2 separate regions of the Homo sapiens genome follow, and region 2 is linked to region 1. The links are chromatin contacts, found by Hi-C in ENCODE. All regions are on one chromosome and are shown on one strand. The core of a region is the stretch at or near the end of the contact, and the rest is flanking DNA. Distances in the headings are between cores, read along the strand shown.

Region 1 (3,935 bases), core at 470-2,969:
CCTTCTTCGCGTGTTTCCTCCTGGGAAGAAGCCTGTTGGTGCTGCAGAGCCCAGGAGGAGTGCTTTGGGGGGCAGATGGGAAGCAGGTCGGTGCAGCAGTTGGAAATGCGTGAGTTCCAGGAGTTCTTGGTCTTATCTTTTTTATCATTGTTGGCGTCCTGACCCAAATACAAGGAAACCTCCACATTCCATTAGCAGACTCAATTTGGATTCTGCAGCTCTGCAGGGAGAAATAGCATCTTCTCCTTAGCTAGTTGTGCTGCACTCTTGAGATAATTCTCTTAGTTTAATTTTAACATTTGGTTTAAGAAGATGCTGATGGATCAAATTTGAAACTGTGGATCCACTAAACGCCTTTTTAGAAGGTTTTTTTTTTTTCTTTCAAAATAGCAAGCCTTAGGAGCTCAACTCCAGAGCCAATTCACTTCGCGTGAAGTCGGCACTCCTTGGGAGTAGAGGTCCCCTCTCACCGGCTCCCACCCTCCAGAGGGGAGGATTTCTGGGGAGCCCGACGATCCGCTCGCTTTTAGCCTTTCTCCTTGCAACGCGCAAATCTCTCCCTAGTTGGGCTCAAGTAGAGAGGATCACCAACTGCTCATCCCAGCGGACACTCTGCAAAAAACTCTAATGGCTTGTGCGCGGGTCCACGCTGGTCGCTAGCGGCGCCAACTTTACTCATTCGTTAATTTGCTAGTTTTTGGACTGAGTAAAACAGCCCCCAAAGACGCGGGCAAACGCCGCTCTAAAGCCCACTACCATGCAACGCCAGGTTGCTCGGAGCCACGCTGGTGGCACTTCCCCTTCGTGCTCACTCTGCACAGGCACCTCCAGAACCCCGTGCAAATGAACCCTACCGGGAGACGCAGGTGGGCAGGTCGGGTCGGCAGGGACCAAGAGCCTGAAAGGGAACCTGCCCTCCCCTCCCCGCAGCCCGGTCATTAAGGCAAGAAACTGCAGGCAGAGAAGCCCCCGAATCCGACCTAGGACGTCGGCGCCTGCCAGGATCCCCTCGCCTGCCCCCCGCGCCCCGCGCGCGCTCATGCCACCACCACGGGGAGGGTGCATGCGGCAGGTGCCTGGCCGAGGCCCCCGGGAGCGAGTCGCCCTTACGTGCTCCAGCTTGTCTTTCCTCCGAAGCCAGACGCTGGCGCTGTAGTCCTGCTGCTTGACGCTGCTGTAGAAGTTCGCGCCCACTCGGGTCAGGCTTGGGGAGGGCTCCTTGGGGCGGCTTTTGAGCCTCATCTGCTCGAAGCCCTCATGGGGGGAGGCCGAGAGCCACTCGTGCTGCCGGATCTCCATCCTGACATGACCGGGCGGCCGCCGGCGAGCAGCGGACTCGGGACGGGCGCGCGGGGAGCCGGGCGCGGAGGGCGAGCGGGAGGCCCAGCGGGAGCCGGAGGTGGAGCTGGAGACTGAGCTGGAGGAGCTGGAGGAGCGAGCGGGCGCGGGGAGCGCGGGGTGCTGAGCGCCAGCTGGGAGCGCGGCCGGGCGGGAGGGGGCGATCGCGGGAGGCGCGGGGCGGAAGGAGGGAGGGCGAGGTGCGGGCGGGGGCGGGGGCGGGGGCGGAGGGGGACGGACGGGGAGAAGGGGGACGAGAGGGGACAGGGAGGGAAAGGAACCTGCTCCGGGGAGACAGAAGTGCCCGGTGCGGCGGCGACGTCGCCCGGCGGCTGCGGTCCCGAGCGGGCGCTCCGCTCGCCGGCTCCTTGCGGCACCTACTGGGACCCGGGCCGGCTCCCGGGGCGGCGGCGGCGGCGGGGGTGGGGTGCGGTGGGAGGGGCCGCGGCTGGCCCAGCCAGCCCGCGCCTGCAGGTTGGTGCAGTGAGGAGCCGCCGCCGCCCCTCCCGCCGCGCCCAGGCCCGGGCGGCCGCGCTCCCGCTCCGCACCCGCCTTTCCCGAGCAGGCTACACCTCTCCCTGGCGCATCTTTACTGGAAAGCCGGCAGGCGAGGGGAGAAGTGAGCGCCGTCTCCGCGCCTCCTCGGTCCTGCTGGCTGAGCGCGGGGATGGCTCCGGAGGGAGACACTCAGGAAACCACCTCCGCCCTTCCCCCATCTCTATCCAGCGGCGCCCCCTCACCCTGCCCCCGGCTCGCTTGGGCTGCGCCTTCCCCCATTCTGAAAGTTCACTAACTTCCCACCCCAAGGGACTTAGAGCAGAGGGTGCCCAGCATTCCCCCCTGAAAATAGCCGAGAGACATGTGTTTTCTGGAGCCGTACACGCTACTTTCATCCGATGGTGTGGCGATGCAAATACGCCCGGGGGCAGTAGCCCCTCGGGCAGGCACGCGGGACCGGTTGCTCCCCAGCCCTCGGTGTCCACCTAGAACCGGGCTCCCCGGGCCGCACCCATTCCGATCCTGGGAGGGTGATCCAGGGCTCCTCTGCAACGCTCCGCTTGTGCGGTGACTGTTCCTTAGGTGGACGTGGCCCAACTGCTGTGCATTTGTTTCTTTTCTCTGTTTCTAGGCCCCTAGGGTCCAGGCTTTTCCTTCGGGGCCCAGCCAAGCGTGATGATTATTAGGAATAGGGTGGCTTGTTCGCGATTAAATCTTCAATCTCTTCATCTTTTGCTATCTTTGGAGTCAACCTCTCGAAACATTTTTTGGTTTTATCTAAATGCTAAACAGCTGGTGTTCAGGGTGTCTCGTGTCTGGTTAAAAGCTTGGGAAGTGTATGGAAGCTGGAGAGGTATACAGGGGATTTTAGAGGGTGTTGCCAAGGGTAAACTGAAGGCTCTCTAGCCCTCGGCAGAACTGCCCTACTTGAATGACGGTTTCAAAGACATTCTGGCTGGGATTTCACAAACTTTTAGGAGGACAGGGATTGTGTTTCATATCTTTTCAAAGTCTCCATTTAAAAAAATGGTATAGTAAAAATAGTAGTTGAAATAAAATCCTGTGCACATTCAATATGGGGATGAAACAACTAAACACAAATACACACATTTTGGTTGTGCTAGGTTGGTTTTCTTAGGAGCTGAACTATATTGTGCAATAGATGCCCCGACCTGTGGGCTATCTCTAAGTCTCATGTTATCCTGCAAGATAAATGTTATTAACCCTCCTTTCCAGTGAGGAAAGTGAAGCAGAAGCAGAAATTACACTTCAAAACAAGGATATGAACCAGATTGAAAAGCTGTGAAGGCCAGGCGGAGTGGCTCAGGTTTGTAATCTCAGCCCCTTGGGAGGAGGAGGCAGGAGGATCACTTGATCCCAGGAGTTCCAGACCAGCCTGGGCCTACACTAAAAATAAAATAAATTAGCCAGGCGTGGTGGTGCTCATCTGTGGTTTCAGCTACCTGGGAGGCTGAGGCGGGAGGATCGCTGAAGCCTGGGAAGAGGAGGCAACAGTGAGCCGATATCGCACTGCACCCTGGGCGACAGGGCAAGACCCTGTCGGAGGTGAGGCTGTGAAAACTATACATTCCATTGTATAGCATCTCTGATAATTTTGTTTGTTTGTTTTGTTTTGTTTTTGAGATGGAGTCTCGCTCTGTCACCAGGCTGGAGTGCAGTGGCGCCATCTCGGCTCGCTGCAACCTCCGCCTCCCGGGTTCAAGCGATTCTCCTGCTTCAACCTCCCGAGTAACTGGGACTACAGGTGCACGTCACCACGCCCAGCTAATTTTTGTACTTTTAGTGGAGACGGGGTTTCACCACGTTGGCCAGGCTGGTCTCTCAAGTGATCCGCCAGCCTCGGCGTCCCAAAGTGCTGGGATTACAGGCACGATCTGATTTTTTTATTATTACACTTTGCCCTACTATTCACTGTCCCCCAGTTTTTACTATTAAAGTTTAGCCTCCATAGCTTATGCTTTCTTTAAAGTATAACCACACAATTTAAATGACGACAAACAATTATACAGTCTTTTATAATATTGTTAACAGAAAGATGTTATTGCCCTTCTGCAAAGAATACCTCTGCCTTTTGCTGT
Region 2 (3,935 bases), core at 696-3,195, 790 kb after region 1:
TAAAGTCTATTAAACGTAAGTTTCCCATAAGCAGCAAGTTTGTTAGATTTTTATCCTGTTGTGGATCTGTCTGTTTGCATACTTATAAACACTGAGCTTTTTTGATCATTCTTTTTTGAGATGGAGTCTTGCTCTGTCACCTAGGCTAGAGTGCAGTGGCACGATCTCAGCTCACTGCAACTTCCACCTCCCAGGTTCAAGCAATTCTTGTGCCTCAGCCTCCCAAGTAGCTGGGACTACAGGTGCGCACTACCACACCCAGCTAATTTTTGTATTTTTAATAGAGACAGAGTTTCAGCATGTTGGTCAGGCTGGTCTGGAACTCCTGACCTCAAGTGATCCGCCCACCTCGGCCTCCCAAAGTGTTGGAATTACAGGCGTGAGCCACTGCGCCTGGCCTTTTTTGTTCATTCTTTTTCCTTGGAACTTTGGCTTTGGTGACTGCATGGTATCAGGAACAGATAAGAATCTCATTGAATAGTTACTTTTGCTCTTCATTAAGTCTTAGTGATTTAAGAAAGGTGACTGTAAGATGCCTATATTGACTTGCTGTCCTTAAAGAGTGAATTTTTCTTTTCTTTTAGAATCATAGATCCTAACTGGATTGCATATCCTTGATAAAGCTAGACCCCTTTTACGTTATAGAACTTTTATGGAAATGCAAATAGACACATATTCAATTTTGCTGGTGTTTATTTTTTTACTTAACTAGGATAATTTAATCTTGCCTTGATTCTTCCACTTTTTTACATAGTAATTGTGTTTGATTATATTCGATTAAAACAATTTACTTCTTTTTTCATTTCCTTGGAAGAAAAATTATTTTTATCAATTTAAAACAAATCAGGAAATTCTAAAGTGAAGATCACTCTGCTTCCATGAATTTTATATTTGCAGCAACTTATTCTTTTTTAAACAAAAAGGGCTTTTATGAAACTGCTAATAATTGTAACTTTGTTCAGTATTACATGTTTCTTCAAATGTGGCTGCTTTCCAAATACCACAAATAGTTTATTTTACCTTTAAGAGATGTTTTAAATTGAATCATTGGTTAATTCTGAAAGTAATTCAAGCAGAGTTTATAATCCTCTACACTATGACTCTTTAAAACTTGCTAATTAAAAAAAAATCATAGTTGGCCCTTTTCTCATAGTTTAGACCTTGGCAATGAAAAGGAAACTGCAAGCATTTATTTCAAATGAATTTGAAACCGTGGTTTAGTCTTCAACTCTTTAACAAAACAGGGAACACCATATGTAACAGTCCAGCATACATTTTTTGCTTTTTATGTCTTGAAAGTTTCCTGCCTCACTTTCTCTTTGTCTACTGGATATTTTTATTCAGTTGATAAATTGCAAATATCCTAGAATATTTTATATGGGACTTATTTAATCAATGAGATTGTATCCTTGCTATTTTACATGCCAGAGCATTTTGGCATTTGGTTCACTTCTACTCCCAATAAACAGCTTAGGATAGAGTACTTCTGAGAATTGCTGAAGAAGGGTGGGTCTTGGCAATGATCAAACCCAGTGGGATAAGATTGTGTTAAATTGTGAATGTTATATGCATAGCCAGGAGATTGGAGGAGTTCAACAGTACTAATCATTGAGCAACAACAAGTGTTCATAAGTAACTGAAAGAATGTAATTGAAAGAGAAGTGCAAAAAAGAGGATTGTGGAGAAAGATAAAAAGGAAAGGACATATATTTGTTCAAGTAAATGAGAGGAGAATCTGCTGCATGGACAAAGCCTCAGTCCTTCCTTAAAATGTTGACTGCTACCTTGATTTACAATTCGTACCTTCCCTACTTTGCTGCATTTTTCCTTTTCAGCACCTCCCCCCACTTTTAAAAAACTAATTTGCTCTTCTCTGGGCTTTCCCCTGCAGCCCTCTCCACAATAGATGATTGTCCCGCACAGATGCCGTCCTGCCACGAAGGCTCTTAGCCTTTCTGGCTGCTCCGCCCGCCGCTCGCCAAGTGAGGACAGAGGGTCTTTCTCTGGGGTGTGCTTTATTTCATATGTGCTCAGCCGGCCTACCCTGGCTCTTCTAATACATATTAATGCTTTTCTCTCCCTGACTTATGAGGACAGGATCGTTTGATCATTTCTTGTTTTGAATGTTCTTTTTGTGCTGACAGAGAAAGAGATGACTTGATGTCTGCACTAGTTTCCGTAAGGAGCAGCTTGGCAGATACGCAGCAAAGAGAAGCAAGTGCTTATGAACAGGTGAAACAAGTTTTGCAAATATCTGAGGAAGCCAATTTTGAAAAAACCAAGGCAAGTCTAATAAGATGCAAATAAAAGTGTCTTTCTTTTTTTTTTCTTTTTTCTTCTGAGTATTTATTTGGTTATTCTTCTATAACTAAACTTTGTTTTTCAAACACACAAAGTGAATTATCAATCTGTTAATGTTGACTTTTCTGAATTAAACAAATTTGCTATTTGGAGAATTCTTACTGCTCTGCAAATACTGTTGTTGTATCACTGTTCAGAGAATGTAGTACAGTATAATACTTTGAGAGACCTATATGCTTAATCTTTTTATTTGCTGATAATTTGCAATGCTGCAAAAATCTTAACACCCAGGCATTAGTTTGTATGTGTTCGTATATGACTAAAGACAAATGTTTTTCCTCAATAATTGGGAAGTTTTGAGAAAATCCAAATATACCAAAGACAATAATATATACATATTTAGTAGCATTTTTTTTTTTTTTTTTTTGAGACAGAGTCTTGCCCTGTCGCCCAGGCTGGAGTGCAATGGCACGATTTCGGCTCACAGCAACCTCTTCCTCCTGGGTTCAAGTGATTCTCCTGCCTCAGCCTCCCAAGTAGCTGGGATTACAGACACGGGCCATCATGCCCAGCTAATTTTTGTATTTTTAGCAGAGATGGTGTTTCACCATGTTAGCCAGGCTGGTCTGGAACTCATGACCTCAGGTGATCTGCCCATCTCGTCCTCCCAAAGTGCTGAGATTACAGGCGTGAGCCACTGCGCCCGGTCTTAGTAGCATCTTTGAGTCTGGACTTACTGTAAGGTAACTCAAACATACTTAATGAGAATAACAGTTTATACTTAGTGATCGGACGGTGTTATAGGCACTTTGAAGAATAGGAGGTTACTGTTGATTCATTACTGTATTTGGGGGCCACACCGTAATCCGTTAAAGTTGCATGTATTTTCCCTAGACACACTAGCATACAATTCAAGTTCTTAATGGCCACGTGTAGCAAATATTGGACAGTGCAGATATAGAGCATTTTCATTATCATGAAAAGTTTTGTTGGATAGCACTGGTCTAAACCATATATGAATCTCAGTGTTTTATTAAAATATTAGGGCTACATTACTGAGTATATGCCCAGAGGAATATAAATCATTCTGCTGCAAAGACACATGCATGTGAATTGTCATTGCAGCACCCTTCACAATAGCAAACGTAAACGATGGAATTGATGGAATCAACCGAAATTGACGGAATCAATCTAAATGTTCATCACTGACAGATTGTATAAAGAAAATGTGGAACATGGACACCATGGAATAGTATGCAGCCATAAAAAGAATGAGATCCGATCTTTTGCAGGAACATGCATGGAGCCGGAGACAGTTATCCTTAGCAAACTAACGCAGGAACAGAAAGCCAAATACTGCATATTCTTACGTATAAGTGGGAGCTAAATGATAAGAACTTATGAGCACAAAGTAGGAAACCACAGACAGTGGCATCTCCTTGAGGATATAGGGTGGGAGCAGGGAGAGGAGCAGAAGAGATCACTATTGGGTACTGGGCTTAATACCTGGGTGATAAAATAATCTGTATAACAAAACCCCGTGACATGAGTTTGCCTATGTAACAAACCTTCACATGTACCCCCGAACCTAAAATAAAAGTTAAAAAAAAATTAGGGCTATTCAATTCTGCATT

The links. Hi-C counts contacts between places; a loop is a spot of excess contacts on that map. Pooled maps may share reads with other maps.
Region 2: a map with no recorded cell type shows a loop between it and region 1 (4-fold over the local background). The contact joins the enhancer-like site here to the promoter of PLD5 in region 1. A Hi-C loop is called at or near these places in 1 of 168 maps with a recorded cell type or tissue (MCF 10A), 1 of 37 single-sample maps with no recorded cell type and 7 of 50 pooled maps.

What each region holds. Positions count from the first base shown.
Region 1 is chr1:242,522,978-242,526,912 of GRCh38, forward strand. PLD5 (phospholipase D family member 5) reads right to left here and starts at 1,720. Exons shown (of 10, transcript NM_001372062.1): 1 at 1,111-1,720. The coding sequence starts at 1,299.
Region 2 is chr1:243,314,611-243,318,545 of GRCh38, forward strand. SDCCAG8 (SHH signaling and ciliogenesis regulator SDCCAG8) reads left to right here. Exons shown (of 18, transcript NM_006642.5): 9 at 2,145-2,283. Among named protein-coding and RNA genes, the nearest start is that of MIR4677, 30 kb to the right of the region's middle. RefSeq lists a silencer at 1,757-2,051. Within about 2 kb of position 1,946, at least 2 of the 41 ENCODE cell types and tissues checked have a DNase peak (open chromatin) inside an H3K27ac peak, as active enhancers do.